Regions from separate parts of the Homo sapiens genome. Here region 2 is linked to region 1. A link is a loop called in an ENCODE intact Hi-C map of the cell type or tissue named here. Cell type or tissue: heart left ventricle. All regions are shown on one strand.

Region 1 (8,000 bases):
TGAAGGTCTCCTGAAAAACGTTTTGAGTGTTCAAACATTTTGAACAGAATAATCAGAACAATTTGGAATGTCTTATTCCAAGATAAAAAGCACATTTTTTAAAAAAAAGATATTTGGTAGAAATATTAGCCAATCCTATTTATCCACTTTTATGCAAAAGAACTTGTCATCTCTGAGAAATAAAGGGGGTATGCTTTTTGAACTGAAGTGTAAAGATTGGCAATACAGTGTCAAAATAATAGCTAGATGGGGGAGATATAAGACAGGAGGATGCGGGTGGGGATGAATCAGTTGAGAAGAAATGCTCTTCATGGTTTTGCATTTGGAGAAACATGTGCTGCTCATAATTCCCCTACAATGCCTGGCAACCATGCATCTTAGGCCACCATGCATCTTAGGCCACCATGCATCTTAGGCCACCAAATTATGAGGAGCATCCAAGTATGTTCTCTAAATTCAAAACATTGGGAATGGTCCAGAGGTGCCTCTGGTGGTTGCCATCTCCAGAACTCCCCCTTCAAGTTTCTTTGTTGGTCACCAGGGAACCAGGTCAGAGTTGAACTTATCCTCCATCCTCCTGGAAGCCCTGTGTACTAATCTTGTTGAGATTTTTGGCCACTCAATGGCTTTGGCTTCAAATTGCCTTTCCAGTTTTTCACCCTCAATAAAAACTTCTTCATCCTTCCCAGGCATACAAAACAACCTGAATGAACTTGTTCACACTAAGGTAGGGGTAGAGAAACTGTGCAGGCTAAGACAAAGGCTATGGTGACTGACAGCATTAGAGCAAGGGTTACCCAGAATCCCAGGAGATACCCCTGGGCTTCTTCCAATTGAGTCTCCTAGTAAAGAATCTTGGAGACTGGGTCTTTACTACCATCTCTTTGTTCCATAAGTCCAGTATTGAGAAGGCAGTGAGAGATTAAAAATTATTGTGTCAGCCTCTTATCTCTCAGGCCAATAGCCATCTTGTGACTACCCAAGGCACTTGGCAGGAGCCCTGGAGCCCAACCTCAGATCTTAGGCTATGGCTAGCCTCATCCTCACCTTGCTTCTTCAGGCTACCAGTGTATGCTGGGCTGGTGAAACACTGGGCAATCCACCCAATTGCCCATCAGAAACCTTTGTTATGGACATTCCCAAATCTTCTCACAGTTTCTTCTCACTGTTGACATACCAAAGAGACATTTCCAAGACTGTCTACTTCTGCTTTCCTCCGCCTACAAAGCTCCTAAGGCCTCCAGTGACAACATGCTTGAGTATCCTTATATCTCTTGGAGAGCAGGTTCATGTTCTGATACTAAGCACTTTCTGAATTTATGAGAAGAAAAGTAGTTCTCTGCCTTGGGGAGCATTGGCTAATAATTTTTAGATAATTAAAAACTGCCATGATATACATTCATACTAAATCCCAGCTTATGTTACTCTCCAGTATCAAAGGGTGAATGTTGACCATGAAAATAATGGTAACAATAACCACAATTTATTATTGCTTATTATTGGTGCCACACGCCATGCTAAGCATTGGGCCTAGGTCCTCCCTAGTTCTCCCAATATCCACCAAAAGAAACTGCTTCACATGAGTTAAAACTGAGGCTCAGAGTGGTGCAGGGACTGGCCCAAAATCACATAGCCATTTGAAATGTTAGAAGCCATTTCAGATCTAGGTCTTTTTATCTCCCTACCCACTCTAGCTATTATTTTGACATGGCATTGGTAGTTTTTACAATCCAATTCAAAAGTGTCTCTAGGATGACAAATTCAATAAAGGGAAAAAGTAGGGATAGCCTAACATTTCTCCCAAATAGTTGCTTCTTTTTCTTTTTAAAATTAAACTTTTAAAAAATTAAATAAAAGTAAGATAGACCTTGCTGAAATATGCAAAGGACTTCAGAGAACAAAATGGCACCCAAGAACTGTAAGAGCACAGCGTTGTTTTGGCAGGATGAAGTCCAACAATGTACATAGAAAAGATAACCATGTCAATAGTTAGCAGTGACACAAGTTAACTATTACTACAATGACAATGATGACGATGATGATGACATAGTTATTCCTCTCAAGAAGTTCTCTGTCTAGTGGAGGAAGTATTCAGGTAAACAAAAGATCATAGTACAGTGTGGCAAAAATAATGCACAAAGTGTGAGCAGGACTAGAAAAAGAACTCAATCTGGATGGGCAGGTGTTTGGGTGGGGACCACGGCATTGCATGCACACACAGACGTACACTGTGTGTGTGTGTGTAGAGATGACTGTAAATACAACTGCTTGTCTGTTCATATATGTGAACAGGAACAGATTCAGTTTCAGACAACTGCTGCTTTTATCATTCCTTTTCTTTGTGCCACATAGCACTGGGGTCTTTAGGAACTTTTTAGAAATACCACTTTGGCTGCTATTGAAGAGTATTTTGGATTTGTATTCCACTCACCAGAGGCTTCCATTGTAATACACAGGGGTAGGCAGGCAGAATGGAAAGAAAAAGAATAATGGTTTCTTAGGAAACTGAACACTACATTTCCTGTGATTACAATCTCAAGGCTAAAGCTCCATGCTCATTACAGGATTTTCTTGACAGCAGTGTGTCCCTGTCAAAAGGTTTTGAAAGAGTTTGAAATTAGGGTTTCTTTGGGTTCCAGGAGGCACTGGCTCAGGACTTTGGCAAAAGACCCTTCATCTGCTGACATTTCTTGAATGGCCTCGTTTAAGCCTAGCCACCTTGCCTCTTGCTCCTGGGACGTGGCTGCCCATAAAAGCAGGGTGAGTGCTCAGTCATTAGCCAGTTGTCAGTGAGTATTCAATGTCGCCAAAGTGCTGGGCTAGGCTTTGTGAGGGACACCAGATCCCAGTTCTTAGAGCTTCCAGTCTAGTTAAAGAAGTAGTACCAGCCGGGCACGGTGGCTCACACCTGTAATCCCGGCCCTTTGGAAGGCCGAGGCAGGTGGATCACGAGGTCAGGAGATCGAGACCATCCTGGCCAACACGGTGAAACCCCATCTCTACTAAAAATACAAAAAATTAGCCAGGCATGGTGGCCAGTGCCTGTAGTCCCAGCTACTCGAGAGGCTGAGGCAGTGCCTAAACTAGAAAAGGAGAAGTATTTCACTGGGCCAACATCGGGGGGTGGTGCTGCAAACACAGTGTCACAGGACTTTGAAGGTGGGAGAGAGCTGTCTTGCTGCATGTAGGTTTTTGGGGATGGGCAAGTAAATGGATAGATAGCCAGTTGAAAGGATGGTAGCATGAACAGGTGGGTGGATAGGTGGGTGGGTGGGTGGGTGGATGCCTGGATGGATGGATGGATGGATGGATGGATGGATGGATGGATGGGTGGGTGGAAGGATGGAAGGATGGCAGCCAGATGGGGCCGAATGGCCGGTTGATGAATGGGTGGGTGGGTGCATGAGTGCAGCAGCATTACACAGTATCTTTGAAGTCAATTAGACAAGAGTTGCTCTTCTGCCATTTACTAGCTACATGACCTCAGGAGATTTAATTAACCCTTTCAAACACAATCGCCTCACTTATAAAATAGGAGTGATAATACTTGCCTTGCAAGCTTGTTGAGAAAATTGAATGTGACAAGGCTTGTGAAGCACCTGGCATGTGGTAGACACATAATAAAGAGGAACTAGTTTTTTTTTTTTTTTTTTTGAGATGGAATCTTACTCTGTAGCCCAAGCTGGTGTGCAGTGGTGCAATCTTGGCTCACTGCAACCCCTGCATACTGAGCTCAAGCATTCTCATGCCTCAGCTTCCCAAGTAGCTGGGACTACAGGCACGTGCCTCCAAATCTGGCTAATTTTTTGTATTTTAATAGAGACGGGGTTTCACCATGTTGCCCAGGGTGGTCTCAAACTCCTGAGCTCGGGCAATCCACCCACCTCAGCCTCCCAAAATGCTGGGATTACAGGCGTGAGCCACAGCGCCTGTCTAAAACTAGGTTTATTAATATGAATAATGATCTAGAAAAGTTTCCAGGTGGACATGGGATTACAGCCAGGCCTGAAGAAAGGACCGGATGGAGATGGATGGAAAAGAGGAAAAGGGCGGTCTCTGACGAAAGGGCAGCACTATGAGAGTGTGTGCCTGGAAAAGCTAGAGTTGCATCTGGTGTCACTGAGGGGGCTCCCAGAGCCACAAGTTTGTGGGGCTGGAAAGGCAGATTGAAGCCTGAGTGTAGAGGACTTGACATGCTTTTCATGTCAAGTCACGAGATTTGGCTTTTCCCTGGAGATTCATGGAGGTTACTGAAGGTTCAGAAGGAAGTAGGAACGTTCCCTCTGGACCCCCTTTCCTCTAAGCCTGACCTTGACAACATCCGGACTTCCTTTGAACTTGGAAGCTCCTGGCTTCTTACAGTATTTATAGTTCCCCTTACCTTTTACAAGAAGCTGTGGACTTCCTGTGCCCAGGACAGCTGCAGGACTCTGGCAGCCAGCACTCTCCTCCCTCCCCAGGGAGCAGCTGAAAGACTGCTGCCTACAGAAACTCTCGGCTGACAGTTAAGAAGCAAGTGATTTTTAAAGATTAGATGATACAAAGGGAAGCAAGTCCCCTTAAACCTCCTTTGTCAAATAAATGCTACCTGTGAATCAGAGGAGCGATCTGCTGTGACTCACCCTTTCACAAGCCTCTGCAGAGAAGGCCGGCTGCCAGCTGATTTTCACGGCATGGTTCCAGGTGACTATGGGATCCCAGGGGCCCTGGGTTCAGGGGAGGGGCTGTGCTTTACCACCAAGCAAACCACACAGGGGGGCTGACACAGGAACCAAGAGGGTGCCTGGAAGGTTTCCTTCCATAGGAGGCAGCAGAGTCAAGGGGAGCGGTTCTGTTTTGCTTTTGGAAAGCAAGAGCATTAGAGCTGAAAAGTGCCTAGAATCCACCTCTTCTTAATGGGAGGTTCCCGGATACTCATCAGGAAGTTTGTAAACTGCAAAATTAGGTGGGTATGTGCATTTTGTGCAAAGAGGGCACATAGTTTTAATCAGATACTCTTGGTTCTAAGATCCTCTCTCTATGTTGTGACACCTAAACTCCTCATTTTGCCCACAGAGCATGATTCAGTGATTTGTTCAAAGCCACACCACCAGTGGATAACAGAGAAGAGAGAGAAAGCAAAGTCATTAGGCCTCTTTCTGCTGCCCTGGCCCCATGAGAGAACCTACAATAAGCAATCTGCTGTGACATTCTGAACATAGCCCCCTAGACAGAAATTAAATGTGTCAAGAAGGACCACTTTGAAAACCTTTGTGCCACCAGCCCCTTCCCTCCTTCCAATTAGCCTACTCCCACCCCATGACCCTACCTACCTATCAAGTCGGCTTCCTGTTAAGAGGACAACATGCTCTAGAGACAAGTATTTGCAGTTGGAGGATCCCTGAAGCTGCCTCTCAAATTCTCAAGCACTTAGGGTGGGAGTCGCTGAGCTACTGGCCTTCTTGGCTGAACATTTCAGGGGAAACAGCAGATTGAGAGTAAGCAAGTAAATGGGAGCACCCTGGAGTTGCTGGAAGTCATTGTTACCTTTTTTTCCCTTTTTTCATTTATGTGGATGGGTAGTTGTCACCTCAAATTGACCTTAGTGTATCTTCAACATAGTTGTAATGTAAGGAACCCACAGTTTGAAGACTAATAACTTGGGTTTGAATCTTAGCTCCATCATTTATTGCTAATTTAACTTTGAGCAAGTTTCTTAAACTTCTATACCTTGGTGTTCCCATGTGTAATTGAGTACTTGGCCTTTGGCAGAGATTGGTAAGTGCCAATTAAAACCAATTCCTGGCCAGGCAGCCAGACTGCTCTTTCTAGCCCAGCCTCCCTTGCAGTTAGACTTGCTGTGTGATTAAATTATCTAGCCAATAGAATGTGGGCAGAGGATGATGTGTCACTTCCAGATCTGGCCCATAAAAATTTTCTGGGTTGGGCAAAGGACATGAACAGACATTTTTCAAAAGAAGACAAAACAAATGGCCAAGAAGCATTTGAAAATGTTCATCACTAATCATAAGGGAAAGGCAAATGAAAACCACAGTGAGATATCATCTTACACCAGTCAGAATGGCTATTATTAAAAAGTCAAATATAGCAAATGTTGGTGAGGATGCAGAGAAATGGAAATGCTTAAACACTGTTGATGAGAATGTAAATTAATATAACCTCATGGAAAACAGTATGGAGACGTCTCAAGGAATGAAAAATAGATCTACCATTTGATCCAGTAATCTCACTACTGGGTATCTACCCAAGGCAAAAGAAATCATTTTACCAAAAAAATTTGTTTATCACAGAACTATGCACCATAGGAAAGTCATGAGTCAAAGTGTTCATCAATGGATGGCTGGACAAAGAAAATGTGGAGTATACATACCATGGAATACTATGCAGCCATAAAAAATAATGAAACCATGTCTTTTGCAAAAACATGGGTGGAATTAGAGGCCATTGTCTTAAGTGAAATAACCCAGAATCAAAAATTTAAATATTGCATGTTCTCATTTAAAAGAGGGAGCTGAATAATGTACAGACATACAGCGTGAAATAGTAGACACTGGAGACTTGGAAGGGTGAGAGGGTGGAAGGAGGGTGAGGAATGAGAAATTTCTTAATGAGTACAATGTAAACTATTCAGGTGATGGCTACACTAAACACCCAGACTCCACTAGGCAATATATCCATGTAACAAAACTGCACCTGTACCTTCTAAATTTATAATAAACAAAACTTTCTGGGTGGTCCTCCGTACTCTCTCTTATTCTATCTGCTGGCTGAGGTTACTTCAGAGGACTCTGAGGCCCTGCGGGATGATGGTGCCATCAGATAAGAGGAGCCTTGGCCTCTCAATCACCATGTGGAAGGCTGCCTTCCAAACACCTCCACTGAACTGTTACTTGAGTAAAAATAAATTTTATTGTGTTAAGATACTGAGAAGTTAGGGTGAGTTTTTTACAGCAGTCAACCTGCCTCATAGGTTGTTATAAGAATTAAATGAAGTCACATATGTGACTGGAACTAGAATAGTGTCTGGAACATACCTGATGAGCTATAACCATGATTGATATTACCGTGATGGATGGATGGATGCATAAATAGATAGATATTGAGAGAAAGAGAGACAAAATTATGTTTAGGGGTTGCAAAGGCAGTTGGCCACAGAGTTTTATTTCTTAGATTATCACCAAGATAATATTAAATTTTACTGTACAGCTGTAAAGTTTGCATTCTGGAGGCAAGAGATGGCATTACAGAAAAATATGTTGAGCCATTTATTAGTACTTTCCTATGTTTCTTGAAGAAAAACAAAAATCTGTCACTTTCCTCAAAGAGATATAGTCTGAATGAGACAGACAACTTAAACATTTTTTTCAGCCAAATGGAGTTTTATGCAAAAATATTTTCACTTTTCTATTCAAATAATTATTAAAATAATTTGCTTATATGGGAAATGATAAGGTGATACTGACATTTATTTATGGTAACTGAGTCTGCCTGTGGGGTAGAGCCTGTTCCAAATGTCGGGTGTCCCTTAAACTCCAAGGTCATCTTTAGCTCTTTTCTTGACAACTACAGTGACCTCCTACTGGTCAACCTGCTCCTAGTTTTCTCTGCATCCTCTCTGTGCACTCCCAAATCCATTCTCCACACTATCCCCAGAACAACTGCTCTAAAACTCTTTGTCACCAGTCTCTTCCCTGCTCCAAACCCTGCATGGCCCTTGGCTGCTTCCCACAGAGAATCTCAGACTTTTCTAGAGAAGAGCCACCATGGTGGAGGAGAATAAACAGCACCATTCATCCTGCAGTCATTGATTCGATTCATTCAAACATTTTTTGAGCACTTGCTATGAGCCAGGGGATACAATGGTGAACAAAATAGACAAAAAGGTCCCTCACAGAGCTGACCTGTGAATGAGCAAGGAGAGTCCAGCTCAGTGAGGCCTTGAGGACCAGCTGGCTTTTCCCTGAAGTGGAAGCCACTAAAGGGTTCCGAGCAGAGGCATG
Region 2 (8,000 bases), 210 kb after region 1:
TCATTAGTCTTAGAATAAATTGCCAAAAATCCCTTTGAGACACTGACCTGTAGCACTGGCCACAACTTCAAGCAGAAACAATATAAGTTAACATTTTAGAAGCTGGCATTTCTGTAGCTCTGCAGATTGGGAAAGATACCTTTAAAAGGAATGGTGTATCTCTCTCTGCTTGCCCTCTGATGGAAGTGTTGTTTAGCAACAGCATCTATAAAAGATCAGTGAGAGGCAGGTAATAAGGAACCAGATAATTCTTAAATGAGTAATTCTTTTACCATCAAGAATTTCTTATGTAATGAAAAATCGCTTGTACCCCAAAAGCTATTGAAATTTAGAAAATGTTAAAAAAGAATTTCTTATACATACAAATCCTTGTCTCACCATTAAAATGTAAAATTAGATTTTCATAAGACTTATTAATTAAACATGTTCTACGTCATTCAACAGCATCCAACAAATAATTTGTTGAGTGCCTTTATACCAAGTGCTAGGGTTAGAGTGATGAGCAGAAGACTTATACTTTACTGAAATAAACAGTTGTTGAAGTAACAATCATACAGATAAGTAGTTATAGTTATTTAAATGCTATGCATAAAAGCTACTAAGGGATTAATAATCAGGGGCTGGGTGTGGTGTCTCATACCTGTAATCTCAGCACTTTGAGAGGCAGAGGAGTTCAAGAGATCAGCCTATGCAACATAGCAAGACCCTATCTCTACAAAAAAAGGAAAAAAAAGGTTATATAGTAATGTTCAGAAAGGTTCACTTGAAGAATTAAAGTTTTAGCTGAGATATGAAGGTTTAATGAAACAAAAAGGTGGAGGGATAGCAAAAAGGAGCTTATACTCAGCAAACAGCACGTACAGAGGCCCTGAAGAAGGACATAGTATGATCTGTCCTAAGAAATGAAAGACAACTAGAGTATTTGGAACAGAGAATGCTAATAAAAAATGCAAGTCCTGGTCATGAGAAGAGAAGTGAAGGTGTTTACTAAGTATCACCAAGGAAACCACAGCAAAAGGAGAAGTGAATCTCCCCCCAAAATAAATGGTTCTGTTAGATCTGTTGTTTTAAAGATTCGTTGTCAAGACCACTACAATTTTCAATTTGCTAAGCAGAGTATTACTAAGATTTGGGCAGTTTTAATATGTTCTTTTTCATTTGATTTTTCTTCCTTTCTGTACTGACTTACTGGAAATTGTGGGATGACTTTGATGTGCTGAAGTGTTTAGATCAGGAATTTTCACTGTTGAACAGTCATAGAGAGAATCTTATCTTGTTTTCTTGGCTGGGGATTTTGTGTGGGCGTGTGAGGTACAGCTGCACCATGAGTTTTTTGGCAGTGAGGACAGGGCAATTCTCAATGCAGTTCATCTTGAATAGGAAGAAACTTAAGAGTAAAAAGTCTACTTTGAATGCACTAAATTCAGTGGAAAACACCCAGGGCCTGAACCTTCAGCTGACATCCTGTTACTTGGTTAAATGGATACAGCAGCCTCAGGCCCATGTCCAGGTTTTATGGTAGGAACACATGAAGGGGAGAACAGTCAAGGCTTTGTTTCAATATAAAACTATCAGTTACCACATCTAGTTTTAAATGTTTTTGGTTTTTGTTTGTGGTTTATTTAAGCTTTTTCTCTAAAGAACACTTAATAAAAAAGGCAGATTGATGGAAACCTAGCTTTGCTTGCAAGTATGAATTCATATTTTTATGTAGCTTATCAGAAAGATTTTTTTCAGATTTATTTATATACAGATGGATTCCCAGATCTGCTTTTATTGCTCACGTTTTCTTCACTCTCCCTTGATCTCTTCTGTAGTCTATAAGCATTAACCCTCAAATTAAATGCAGACAGTATAGAACTATTCATTTGTAAGCACACTTACATCCTTCCCTTTGCATAAACTCATCATTACTCTTCATAAGCAGAAACCTCTGAACTGCGTCCAGCGCTTAACTGCTTGTTTATATCTTTACTGTTATTTAGTATTACTACTTTCAGAGTAGTATAAAGTTTTGTTCTGTGAACAGTTTGCCTGAGTTCAAATCCAGTCCTGCTGCTTACTTTGTTGGTTCCATTAGCTTTTTAGTTTTTAACTTCCAAAATAAAGATAATTATGTTAGAACCTCGTAAGTTTTTTTTAAGACTTAAGAAAATGCATACAAAGGACTTAATTTAAAATAAATATCCAGGAGAAGAGATGCTAGTTATTTTATTCTTGATTTAGGTCCAGTCTTCTAGAATCTATTAATAGCTGTCTTTTCTGGTTGATGTCATTTAGTCTAAAGATCATCTGTATGTTGGTGACTTCCCACCAATACCTCTGTTCCTAACCTCACTTTTTCCTAAGCTCCAGACTTGCAGATCTGACTGCTGCTCTATTATCTACACTTAAATGTCAAATGCATACTTCAAACATAACGTGTCTTAAAACAACTTTTGATCTCTGTCACCGGCCCCTGCTCGTTTCCCCAATCTTTTCCTCCCCATTCTTTTCTATCTCAGTTAATGGTAGCACCCTCTGTACTTTTGGCTTTTGTTTAGCTACCAGCCCCTGTCCATTTCATCAGCGCATCTTAATAGCATTATCCCCAGAATATATCCTGAATCTGACTCCTTGTTGTCATCTTATCTACTACTATCATAGTCTAAGATGATGACCCTTTCCTGTCTAGGCAATTATATAAGGAATGGTCTTCTTATTTCTCCGTATTTCATGATAAGACTGGACCATTTTTAGTCTTATCATGAACAATCTATTCTCCACATTGAAGAACAACATTCTAAAAAAAGATTATTCCCCTTCTTTTTATTGAAATTAGAAAACTGTCCAGAGTTCTTGAAAGCCTTTCATGACCTAGCTCCTCTCTGACTTTCTGCCAGTCTCTCAAACACTGCTAGTTCATTCCATCTGAAGGCTTTTTTTTACAGCCTTTTCCTCTCTTTGGGATATTTTTCACCCATGTCTTCACAATGGGACTCCTTGCAATTTTTAGGTCTCAGATGTCAGCTCCTTAGAGAGGCTTACCCTGACATCTTTCCTGCTTTTCTTAAGTTAATCACTATCTGAAATTTCCCTTCCTCTTCTTCCTTCTTTCATAAAGTGCCCCTCCCCAAACCCAAAGGAATTTAAGTTCCATACAAGGACTTTATCCGTTTTATTCACTGCCATATGCCCAGTGCTTAGAATGAAATCTGGTATTCAGAATGTTTTCGGTATTACAATACTATATGGGTGGATGGCTAGATGAAAGAATGAACAAGTATGTATCTGGTAATTTTCTACAACCAGAAAAATGATAGATTATTTCATTCTTACAAACTTGTATAGGTGTTTATTTTCGAATTAATCATGCTAATCTTTGTCCTAATTGCTTTTACTATCACTTCTGTTTTTGATTGTAAGGCTTTCTTCTTCTCATAGAGTGCTAGATACAGTTTTGGTACTTAATGTTGATTAAATTGAAAATGCAATCTAATATCTTTATATTCTCTGAAATTATAGAATATGTATTTCTGAAAGCAGGTGTGTTTAAAATATGCATTCCCCTTTTATCTCCTGCAGTTCATAATTGGACCCTTGAAGACACTCTTCAGTGGTTGATAGAGTTTGTTGAACTACCCCAATATGAGAAGAATTTTAGAGACAACAATGTCAAAGGAACGACACTTCCCAGGTGAGTCTTTGTTATGCAAATGTATTTTCCACTCAGGGAGAATTATATGCTAGATGTCATTTCCCCATACTGAATCTACAAGTTACTTCCGTGGCTGAGGGCACAAAGGAAATATAAATATATCCATTCTTTAATCTTTCTAAATTATGCATTTTCAAGTTTTAATCAATTTTTCTTGTCTAAATAATCAGGCTCTTGGAAAAATTATTTCCAAGGAACATGATTTTGAGTTTCAGAAGATGGGTCAACTATATCATTTGTAAATAACATCAAGGGTCAACTTTTGGCCAATCTAAGAAAAACTTTTTTATTTGATACTGATTCATTTTTATGAACACATCTACTTGAATGAATTAATGTGCGTCTCTTTCTTGTGACATTTTAAATGACAATAACCATCGAATTATGGCGTCTATACGTTATACCTGAATTTTAAAAATGAAATTAATAAAAAATAGCAACCATTTTAAAATGTATGCTACATAGAAGTACTTTATATTATCTCATTTAACCCTCATGATTAAAATGAGGTATATATTGTCCTTCCCATTTTACAGGTTAAAAAAACCAAGTCAGAGACAAGTTAAACATTTTGCCCAAGGCAGCATTTAAACCCAGATAGATTTGATAGCAAAGTCCAGGTTGCCAGTTTATCCCTTAGGTGTCTGAATCCAGTTGTTCTCTAAATTTTATTTTCTAAATTATATCTAAATTGTATCATTTGCAAGTACCAAATGATATAATTTAGAAATTATAATTTTTAATTAATTTAATTAACTTAATAATCTTGAAGGATTTAAATGTCAAAATTTGCAATGATTCTACCAGAATTTTTTACCCTTACAAGATTGCTTCTTAAGTTTTATTTTTCCCTGGATGATTTCCTACATCCAAAAAGACTCTAATCAGTTATTACAATCTAATCATTATATGTAATGAAATATATACATTGTGTCCCTAGTCAACTTCCTTACATGCCCTATTTAGATAAGTATCCTTTGTTGCTTTGAGGTTTGTATTTTGATCAAGTTGAAAGTTTTCAAATCTGTTTTAAATGTATTCTGAACATCAACATTAGTATTTCTGATTTTATTATACACATGACTAGAATGATGAAATTATAGGGATAAGAGTCAATTTGATAAGTACTTACTGAATATCTTTTATGTTCATGGTACAACTAGATGCTTGAAAGAAGACAAAAATCAAATAAAATATAGTTATTTTAATTAAAACAAGTTCTTAAATTAAAACAGAGTCAAACATTAAAATGAGATTAGAATTTATTTATTTATATATGTTGCCCTGGGTATGAGGAACAATAGGAATTTTCTTGTTGCCTTTTGAGAAACTTGTTTGTTTAACAACAACATGAAATAAAATAGGCTAATCTGAGTTTTGACAGTCAGTGTTATAGCTACTCATTTCCTTTGGTTAAGTAAAGATGATCAGAGATGCTTCCAATTCTGGTAAAATTGTGACATCACACACTTGTCAAGATCAACTCCTTAAATAGTGAACATGTTACTATAGAAAAACATTATAACTTCAGTTTTCAGGTCAGCCCATTGGAACCTTTTTTAGTGGAGGAGAAAGGAGAACAGTAAACTCTTCCTTAAGCCCCTATTATATAGTAATGGAAATTAGATGAGTCAACTTAAAGGGGCAATATCAATTAATTTCAATTATTATGTAAGTTCCAGAGCTCTTTGTATGGTATCTGTAGACATAAGAACTAGTTACAAGAATGTATAAGAAAATGTATTACATATTCTATAGATAGTTGGCCTACAACAGTCCATTATGATGTTTCTTTTCTGTGACATTAAAACCCTTTACATTTGCTAAAGGTAGCCAAAACTATGTTTTATGTTGGCTGTAGTGGTTATCTTAAACCTTTCGCTGTGTTTTCTATACTCTGTAATTCTTACTGCCAAACATTATACTAAGGCTGTCTTCACCTGACACATACCACCTCATTTCTTTCAGGCCTATGTGGCCTTCCCTGACACCCTCACCCACTCAGGTGGAATCATTTTTACCTCTGGACTCATATTGAATCTCGCATAAAATTTTGTTATGTATTTTCTTTTTTACTACATCTCATTGTCTTTCTTAGTCTATTGATAGTTTGCTATTAATTCATGCATCCATACCTACATACATTCATTCAGCTATTATACAAACATTTATCAAGCTTCTACTTTTGGCAAGTACTACATTAGGCTTTGGGGATACAGAGATACGACATAGTCTTTGCCTTCATGCAATTTGATAAGTGTCATGTTAAAGGTGTAAGGGAAGCATTATACGAAAGTACCTGTGGAGAAGATAAAGGAAGGCATTTCAGAGAGGGAATGTTACAGTTCTTTGCTCTTTAAGGTTTTATAGAAGCCTCATAGGAGTTCCTGTAATTTTTCCATACTTAGAGAGTACTGATATCTTTCTATACAAAATGTAGTGTTTCAAAGTAGTCTTTGGAATCGTACATATTTGGGTTTGAATCCTTGCCTTACCTATTACTAATTATGTAACCTTAGGCAAGTTACTCAACCTCTCACAAGTATCTTCACCTATAAAATGGAAATACTATTATAAGGTTTTCTTGAGTATTAAGCCATTGGTACAGGACCCAGCATATATTATATGCCTGTGTTTATTGTCATTGTTATTATTATTAGACTTTGTGTAATGAAATCTTTACTAGCATCATACTTGGTTGTTAAGAAATCTTAGTTGAGTACTGGGTTGCTTGTATTTACAGTCCATAATAAAGTGATTTTATTTCCTTATTTTACCTGTGCCTCCTACGTGCTTTCTTCATAGCTAATAAAATGGTTTAGTACTTATTATTATATAAATTCCTCTACCTACCTACCTCAATCCATGAAGGCTTTTTATTTCCCACTTGTGACTTCAATGTACTTTGTTCAATTTTTAAACAGTTAAACATTAGAATGTTAAAAGTATAGATTTTTTGATACTTTTAAAGAAAATCAATATGATCTAAATTGAAAACTTAATTGTTTTTTAAAGTCTGCTATAGATGTTAAATTAAGTTACTTATGGTTTTATTATCCTTTGTGAAAGGATAATAAGTGACAGAAGTAATTAATGACTATAAAATATTTTCAACTTTAGGCTGGGAGCGGTGGTTCATGCCTGTAATCTCAGCACTTTGGGAGGCTGAGGCGGGCGGATCACGAGGTCAGGAGATCGAGACCATCCTGGCCAACATGGTGAAACCCCATCTCTACTAAAAATACAAAAAATTACCCAGGCGTGGTGGCACGTGCCTGTAGTCCCAGCTACTTGGGAGGCTGAGGCAGGAGAATTGCTTGAACCCGGGAGGCGGAGGTTGCAGAGAGCCGAGATCGAACCACTGCACTCCAGCCTGGGTGACAGAATGAGACTCTGTCTCAAAAAAAAAAATTTTTTTTTCAACTTTATAAATTTCTAAATCATAGTAAGTCATAACAGAAAGTAACCTTAGAAAACCAAAACTTTTTCAATGTAGCTACTAAATTATTAACATACAGGAGTCTTTCTACAGCTAAGTTTGCACTGAAGAGGTTTTTGAAACATGTAACAAATTATTAAATCACACATGGATGAGCTCCAACAGTGATCATCAATAATATGTAAAGTGTTAAATGTGTTGCTCAAATATTTAAATTTGTATACTAGAAATATTTTCATTTAATATATATATATATGTGTGTGTGTTTTTCAAATAAACAGGATAGCAGTGCACGAACCTTCATTTATGATCTCCCAGTTGAAAATCAGTGACCGGAGTCACAGACAAAAACTTCAGCTCAAGGCATTGGATGTGGTTTTGTTTGGACCTCTAACACGTTAGTATTCTCTCTCACTCAGAGGATGATGTAAAAGAATATCCTGATCATCTCTGTGTTATTTAAGGAAAGAGAAAAATAAGATAGTAGGCCTCTAAGAAGAATCATCTATTACCTGTGAAAGAAGTGTAATACTACCTTAAAAGATTTATAAGATAGGATTTTCTGTCATTGAAACATGAGTGTGAAATTTTCAAAGCTGGTTACTAATGTAAGAAGTTATATAAAAAACTATATTTAGCTGTTAATTTAGAATTTTTAGATTTAAAACTTTGGATCTTTGGAGGAGTTTTAATGTTGATGTTACTATAATTGGATATTCACTGAGGAATCTCTTAAAAAATAATATAGTCTAACCATCTTGATGGCATGAAGCAATAGAGCCTAACAGTTTTCACTAAACACCAAGAAAATGGATTTTTAGGTATAGATGGAAAGCAAAGACTCACTTGAAGCTTTATAAATTA

Evidence for each region. Peaks named below come from ENCODE experiments on the same cell type or tissue, not always from the same donor. Only the 100,000 strongest peaks of a DNase experiment are listed, where the experiment ranks them.
Region 2: a loop joins it to region 1, with 2.8 times the contacts of the local background. A loop is called at or near these places in 22 of 110 quality-filtered maps.

Annotation. Positions count from the first base shown.
Region 1 is chr4:26,783,467-26,791,466 of GRCh38, forward strand. It overlaps a transcript of TBC1D19 not described here. Among named protein-coding and RNA genes, the nearest start is that of STIM2-AS1, 73 kb to the right of the region's middle. RefSeq lists an enhancer at 4,381-4,500. In heart left ventricle, a CTCF peak has its summit at 4,805; DNase peaks (open chromatin) are centred at 4,445 and 4,715; H3K27ac peaks cover 1,201 bases.
Region 2 is chr4:26,991,815-26,999,814 of GRCh38, forward strand. It overlaps STIM2 (stromal interaction molecule 2), which reads left to right. Exons shown (of 12, transcript NM_020860.4): 4 at 3,565-3,676; 5 at 7,418-7,533. Among named protein-coding and RNA genes, the nearest start is that of STIM2, 130 kb to the left of the region's middle. In heart left ventricle, no CTCF peak of the experiment used is centred here; no DNase peak of the experiment used is centred here; H3K27ac peaks cover 2,088 bases.